2 separate regions of the Homo sapiens genome follow, and region 2 is linked to region 1. Evidence: read pairs that join two places in POLR2A ChIA-PET (ENCODE). Cell type or tissue: B cell. All regions are shown on one strand.

Region 1 (4,000 bases):
GGGAACAACATTCATCTGAAGGTATTCTGTGATTAAGATGTTTCTTTTTGTAGTTTTATTATATTTTTTCAAAAGCTTTATAAGATTATTAGAAGAGGCCGGGCGCGGTGGCTCACGCCTGTAATCCCAGCACTTTGGGAGGCCGAGGCGGGTGGATCATGAGGTCAGGAGATCGAGACCATCCTGGCTAACAAGGTGAAACCCCGTCTCTACTAAAAATACAAAAAATTAGCCGGGCGCGGTGGCGGGCGCCTGTAGTCCCAGCTACTCGGGAGGCTGAGGCAGGAGAATGGCGTGAACCCGGGAAGCGGAGCTTGCAGTGAGCCGAGATTGCGCCACTGCAGTCCGCAGTCCGGCCTGGGCGACAGAGCGAGACTCCGTCTCAAAAAAAAAAAAAAAAAAAAAAAAAAAGATTATTAGAAGAACCATATAAACTGTCCACATAAAGTGTCCAGCAACTTCTTAAACAACAGTAATGTATACTTGATCATATATGTACAAGTAGCAACACATTCCTAAATGCTTAGTATACATGCATATTGCATTTGTCAAATATATTTGATTCAATTGTTTATAAACTTAATTAAATGGGAAAGATAGAGGAAAGCATTCATTGAAAAGGACAAAATTACGTTTTAAGTTTTCTCCTCGTTTTTTGTCACCATCTATGTGATTTAGTAGAGAAAGGAATAGCTAAGTGTGAGTGGGAAGAAGTGCCTGTGCATTAGAGAAATAGTGTGTAGGTGTTTTTCTTTGAAGGAAGAAGTTCTTATATTCAGTATTTTAGCTAGGCTTGTCCCACTCAGAATTCCCACCTTAACTGGATGCTGCTGATTCCAAAGAACTAGATTTATGTGTGTTGATAAGAGTGGTTTGTAACAAGCTATAAAATTCCAATTTTAGCTCTCCAAAACTCCAGAAACTCCTCCTCAGAGGCAATCATTCTCAGTTGCCGTTGACCCAAAAGACTGAAATTCCGAATAATGGCAAGAGCTTTTGTAGTTTAACCAGACAAATTTGATTCTTACCCAAAATGTCACATTTTAAAAATTGTAACAAAATAACATTGATTTACCTTTGCATTTGTATCCTTGCTTGATTATGCCCCAGAGCTGTAACAAAAGACAAAGGAATGTCAGGGAATCTGAGGATAGATCTGGAAGGAAAACAAGGCCACTGAAAAGGAAGTCCTGGGAAGCTTCAGGACTGGCCAGGCACAAACAGGATGTAGCCACTTTTAACACCCTTCCTGCCAGATAGAAGAACCCTCTCCCGGCCCCTTCCAGCTGTGGTGATAACATGAGTTTCCTTTCCCTTTTCTTTCTCAGAGCCAACTGGGAGCCGGGATGGGAAACTACTAAAGTTTGATGCACCAGACTTTGGCCTGATGCGCTCTCAGCAAAATGTACAGAGGAGATGGCCACTTGGTCTTTGGGAGCCCCTGGCTCTCTCTTTTTAATGACACTAGCTGCTCTTAGCGCCCACTACAGGAAATGAAGCAATGGAAGAAGCGCACCTCATGTGAAAGCATTTGGATTTTGCTAGGCTATTTTCTGAGTAGTATTTGTCCCGTGGAAAAATACAGAAGAGGAAATGATCTTAGTTATTCATGTCTTCATTCTCCACATTTGCTCTATGTTTGGCCTGTGCCAGGGTTGTAGGAGATGTCGAAAAAGCTCAGATTCTGCCAAGCAAGGAGTCTGTGACATCCTCGTGGTTAACAAGTAGGAAGTGACAAATCCCTGAGGGGAGATGTGAGGGCCTGCAGTTCCACGAGGGAGCGTTTGCCCAGGGGGTTCAGGGACATCCTGGTGGTGGTGTCTTCGCTCTCCAGACAGACTCCTTCTAAACACCATAAAGAAGAGGGCCTGGCCAGGCGCGGTGGCTCACACCTGTAATCCCAGCACTTTTGGAGGCCGAGAAGAGCAGATCACGAGGTCAGGAGATCGAGACCATCCTGGCTAATATGGTGAAACCCCGTCTCTACTAAAAATACAAAAAAATTAGCTGGTCATGATGGTGGGCGCCTGTGGTCCCAGCTACTTGGGAGGCTGAGGCAGGAGAATGGCATGAACTCAGGAGGCGGAGCTTGCAGTGAGCTGAGACCGCACCACTGCACTCCAGCCTGGGCAACAGAGCAAGAGTCCATCTCAAAAAAAAAGAAGAGGGCCTTGCCATGCCCTTCTGTGCCTCCCCACACCTCTTGCATGGGGTGACAGATTCACCAGAGGCATACAGTATGGGTAATTAAATGGGCTTAGCTCAAGTTGGAGAAGAACTATTGCTAACCTCTTTGTGTTTGGGTTAGGTGGCTATTATCTACTTAATAAAATAATGTTGAAAAAGCAGGGCCCACTGGGACTGATGGGGGTGCCGTTCACAATGTTCACAATGTATTATAAGTGAACAATGCCCCCACATGTGGGCAGCATGGCCCGCTCTTCCAGAAGAGTAAGTCACAGCCAATGTGAAGTGACTCAAGAGTATACAAAGACTGCTCCTTACTTCTTTTTGACAAGGAACTTCCACAAGTAGAAAACTCAAGGATTCCTTTGAGCCTTAACAGCTATTTGGTCCTTCAGAATACATATTAAAATGCAAATGTCAGCCGGGCGCGGTGGCTCACGCCTGTAATCCCAGCACTTTCGGAGGCCGAGGCGGGCGGATCATGAGCTCAAGAGATCAAGACCATCCTGGCCAACATGGTGAAACCCCGTCACTACTAAAAATACAAAAATTAGCTGGGCATGGTGGTGTGTGCCTATAGTCCCAGCTATTCAGGAGACTGAGGCAGGAGAATCACTTGAACCCAGGAGGTAGAGGTTGCAGTGAGCCAAGATCGCGCCACTGCAGGCGACAGAGAGAGATTCTATCTCAAAGAAAAAATAATAATAATAAATAAATAAAATGCAAATGTCTCCTAGGACAGAGCAGTATTTTGTCTTAGGGACAGGAAGGATTATCTGACAACTAAGTAGAAGCAAGGATGGCTGGAAGAGAGAGGGGCATGATCCAGAAAAGGGCAGTGGTGGCCAGGATCATCACAGCTTGATCTTTATGATAATCTAGTTTGCTTCTCTTTTGTAAAAGGTGAATGTGATGATCCAGGAAGTTAGATAATTTGCAATCTCCCACAACCTGGAAATTCTTTCTCTGGAGCCCTTGGTAATGATAATAGCAATAATAATGATGATAGTTAACATTTCTTGAACTCTTGCTATGTGAAAGGCACAGTTAGGCTCTTTATACATATTAGCTTATTTAATTGCTCATGATGTCCTTATGGTGTAGGTAATAATATTTTTCTCATTTTTACAGATGAGGAGACTGACCTACAGAGAGGTAAAGTCCCTTGGCAAGGTCTCATAGCTAGTGAGGGAAAGAAGAATGTGTCACTTGAGGGAAAGACAGGAAGCCATTGCCCCTGCATACTGTTGTGTGAGCAAAGGCACTGAGGTGGGACAAGAAAGGATAAGATTTAAGAAGAGACATCCTAATATCCAGATATGTTACATTATTAGCATTGCTGCAGGAACTGCTGAAAAAGATACAGTCAAGCAAGGGTGCTGGGGGTGGGGGTGGGGAGGTAGGTTTGCTAATGCTTACTTAATAGCCAGGAACAAACAGTAGCTAGGAAGAGGCACTGGGTCAGTGTGCCTGCCAAGAACAGTAGAGGATGAACTCATGTGGATGGGTATGCAGGAGTATTTCCCACAGTCCTTTGATTTGAGACCACCGGCTGCTGTCATATTTGGAGTAATTGTGGTGTAAGGCACACTGGACTGAGAGTCAGGAGACCTGGGTGTGACTCATGGTTTTGCTGCTAATGATCTGTGTGACCTTGGGGGAAGTCACTTAACTTCTCCAGACCTCAGTTTCTTCATCTACAAAATAAGGGAATTACTAACACTCTTTCAGTTCTGGAATTCTAATTCTAAAGTAAATCTTCTGCAGAGCAAGTCTGTTTGTCTTCCTTAAACTTAAAATGGAATTTATTTTA
Region 2 (4,000 bases), 84 kb after region 1:
AGAGACGGGGTTTCACCATGTTGGCCAGGATGGTCCCGAACACCTGACCTCGTGATCTGCCCGCCTCAGCCTCCCAAAGTGCTGGGATTACAGGCGTGAGCCATCTTACTTGACCTTTTGGCTCTATTTGTCCCAACTGACCAACCACCCCTTGAAAAGCTCTCCCATGGCGTCTATAAAATTTTACTACTACCTCCTTCATCCTCAGGTCTGGGCTTCTCTTCCGCTATCTGCCCCTTAGGTGTGAAAATCCTCTCTTCTCATCTTGCACTCTTACCGCCCCTCATATGTTCTGATTTATTACTGAAGGTCTGCGGTGATTTCCTAATTAATCACCTTGCCTCCAAAAAGCCTGTCTCTGATCTCAATGTATGTTTTACACGCTAGGACTGAAAGCCCCTCCGGGCCATCGTAGGCAACTTTGTATTCCCAGAACCTTCAGGGCTTCACTCCCACTCTAGCTGCCTGCTGCTTTTGTACATTTCGCTGCGGTTGCATTTCTTTCTGTATTATAATTAGGTCTACATGTGTCTGTGTTCCATCCAAACTTTACCAATCTAAGACAAAGCTTATGACTTATTTTATATCCTGCAATGCCTAATACAATGCCTGGCATGTATGAGACACATGGTGGAAACAATCCTCGATGAATAAATGAATAATTAAAGAGAAGGATCTTCTGTCTAGCCCATTAAGAAAAAAATATAAGAAAAGTTTGCAAAACTTGATTTTATATTAGGCTACCAAAAAAAAATTGTAAGTAATTTCTTTCCAAAAGAAATTGGCCATATTCTGTGATCACACTGTAATAAAACTATACATTAATTACAAAAGTGTAAGTCAAAAAGACCCCACGCTCTTGGGGAAACTTTAGAGTTCTTAAAAAAAAAAATCATTGATTGGAGAATAAATTAAAAACACAATTACAGAATGAATGCTTAGAAGGTTTCAGTGATGAGAATACCACATATCAAATATTGGGAGACATAGCCAAAATAATAATTAGAAGCAAACTGACCCAGGAAGAAGTCAAAAAACAACAGATCAGTAACCATGGAAAAATGTAAAAGTTAATAAGGAATTATTTCCAAAAAAAGCTCTTAGTTCAGATTACTTACACAATCAAGTTCTAACTGAGCTTCAAGCAGAATTAACTCCCATGGTATATGAAGTGTTCAAGTGGACAAAAGTAACAGAAAGCTAACATAATACCCTGTCTTAAAAAAAAAAACTGATAAAGCATAATAAAGAAAACCACAGACTAACTTCATACGTAAACATAGGTTGCCCTAAAGATGTAAAAAATAAGGCTGGGAATAGTGGCTCACCCCTGTAACCCCAGTGCTTTGGGAGGCCAAGGTGGCAGGATCACCTGAAGCCAGGAGTTTGAGATCAGCAGGGGCAACATAGCGAGACTCCATCTCTACAAAAAAAAAAAAAAAAAAAAATAGCCCAGTGTGATGGCAGATGCCTATAGTCCTACCAACCTGGGAGGATGAGGCAGGAGGATCACTTGAGCCTAGGGGATCAAAGCTGCAGTAAGGTATGATCACACCACTGCACTCCAGACTGGGCAACAGAGAAAAACTTTTGGATTGCCACAATAATCTTGAAAAATCATTTGATAAAATTCAATATCAATTTTTTAATTAATAAAACAAAATTAAAAGACTGATTCTTAACATGATACTCATGTTAATTCAAATCTCAAATCAAACATAGGCATCATACTTAATGGTAAAATACTGGAAGTATTAATGTTAAAATCAGAAACAAGAAAAGCATGCTCATTATCACTACCATCCATTTAACACTGTTCTAGACATTTGAGCCACTGCAACCAGGCAAGAAAAAGAAACTAAAGAAGAATTTTATGAGAAAAATGGAGACAAAAGTATTCAACCTGCAGATTGAGTAATATTCATTTTCTCAATAGAACAAACTAAAATTTGCTTCTAAATAATTAAAAAGTGAGGTGAACAGTTACAAATAAATATACAAAATAAGTATACAAAATTAATTGTTCTGGCCACGGAACAATTATACAGAAATATATGAAATTTTCCATATAACCCACAAAAACTTAGAAAACATAATAGAAAATAATTCTTGGCCGGGCGTGGTGGCTCACACCCATAATCCCAGCACTTTGGGAGGCCGAGGAGGGTGGATCACAAGGTCAGGAGATCGAGACTATCCTGGCTAACACGGTGAAACCCTGTCTCTACTAAAAATACAAAAAATTAGCCGGGCATGGTGGCGGGCGCCTGTAGTCCCAGCTACTCGGGAGGCTGAGGCAGGAAAATGGCGTGAACCCGTCAGGCGGAGCTTGCAGTGAGCTGAGATCGCGCCACTGCACTCCAGCCTGGGCAACAGAGTGAGACTCCATCTCAAAAAAAAAAAAAAAAATTCTTAGTTATAGTATTATTTATAATAGCAACAACAACAATAACATTTCTAGGAATAAAAAAAGTGAATAACCTATTTAAAAATGTAACTTTACTGAGAAAATTAAAAACAGTTTGATACATTTCTGTATTGGAAAGTTTTTCTGTACTGGAAAACTTAACATTGTAAATATATTAATTCTCCCTCAAATTAATTTATAAATATAATCAAATTTTGCTTAAAATCCCAAATAAATTTTTCAAACAGGTCAAAAATCCTCAAGTTTATTTTAAAGAATAAAAAACTGAGAATGGTAAAGAAAATTTTAGAAAAGAACCACAAGGGAGATATTAGGTACTAAATAGGCTAAAAATAACGTGAATTTAAAGTTTGGTACTAGTGCCAAAAGAACTAGAGCAATGGAACAGAGCCAAAAGCCCAGAAATACACATAGAAGAACTACAGTAAAATGTTTATTGTATTTGTTCAATATGGTTTTTAAACCCAGTGGGAAAAGAATAAACTATTCAAAAACAGGTTAAATCATTAACTATTCGGAAAAATTAAGATGCAATCATTACTTCATGCCATACACAAAGTAAAAGCATGTTAGACTAAAGAGTTAAACATAAAAACGCTGTACAGCAGCACGGTGGCTCATGCCTGTAAACCCAGCACTTTGGGAGGCCGAGGTGGGCAGATCATCTAAGGTCAGGAGTTTGAGACCAGCCTGGGCAACATGGTGAAACCCCTTCTCTACCAAAAATATAAAAAATTAGCTGGGCATGGTGGCCCATATCTGTAGTCTCAGCTACTAGGGAGGCTGAGGCAGGAGAATCACTTGAGCCCAGGAGGTGGAGGTTGCAGTGAGTCAAGATCGCGCCACTGCACTCAGCCTGGGTAACAGAATGAGACTCCATGTCAAAAAAAAAAAAAAAATCACATACAAACTTGAAGAGAATCACATGATTGGTTTTATAATCTTAAAATTGTTTTAATCATGATTAAATACTTTTGTCCTGAAAACGTTTCAATCACAGTCACAACAGAAGGAGCTATAAAGATAAAAGTTCACGATTTAAACCATAAAATATAAAACATATATGTAAAATATAATCCAACGGTAATCAAAATTAACCTACAAATAATAAAATGAGATTCAAAAGTGAAATACGTATGGTAAAGGGTTAATGGTCTTAACATATAAATAGCATTTACAATTAACAACTGGATATTAATAAATAGTTCACAAGGGAAGAAACATAAATGACCAATCTACACATGAAAAAGTCAGCTTCCCTAAAAAAGGAGTATACATTAAACAACGATAAGATACAATTTATTATCTATAAACTTGACAAAGATGAAAAAACGAAAATTCTCAGTGTTGGCAGGAGGTTTGGAAAATGGCACCTTCATACTCTACCAGAAAGAATATAAATCGTACAACATAGGAGGAAGATAATTTTGTAATGTATGTCAAAAGCTTTTTAAAATGTGAATACCCTTTAACTCAGCAGTTCCTGTTCTAGAAATATATCCTAAGAAAAGAATATGGATTGCATATGTATAAGGATATTTCACGCAGCATTACTTATACTAAGAAAATATT

What was found. ChIA-PET counts read pairs that join two places held together with the same protein. Peaks named below come from ENCODE experiments on the same cell type or tissue, not always from the same donor. Only the 100,000 strongest peaks of a DNase experiment are listed, where the experiment ranks them.
Region 2: POLR2A ChIA-PET joins it to region 1 with 8 read pairs; 4 of 35 experiments call an interaction of 5 or more read pairs at or near these places.

Annotation. Positions count from the first base shown.
Region 1 is chr2:33,552,643-33,556,642 of GRCh38, reverse strand. RASGRP3 (RAS guanyl releasing protein 3) reads right to left here. Exons shown (of 18, transcript NM_001139488.2): 15 at 1,076-1,112. It overlaps RASGRP3-AS1 (RASGRP3 antisense RNA 1), which reads left to right. Exons shown (of 4, transcript NR_146505.1): 4 at 1,329-1,598. Among named protein-coding and RNA genes, the nearest start is that of RASGRP3-AS1, 15 kb to the left of the region's middle. In B cell, no CTCF peak of the experiment used is centred here; no DNase peak of the experiment used is centred here; H3K27ac peaks cover 2,546 bases.
Region 2 is chr2:33,468,790-33,472,789 of GRCh38, reverse strand. It overlaps a transcript of RASGRP3 not described here. Among named protein-coding and RNA genes, the nearest start is that of RASGRP3, 5.9 kb to the left of the region's middle. In B cell, no CTCF peak of the experiment used is centred here; no DNase peak of the experiment used is centred here.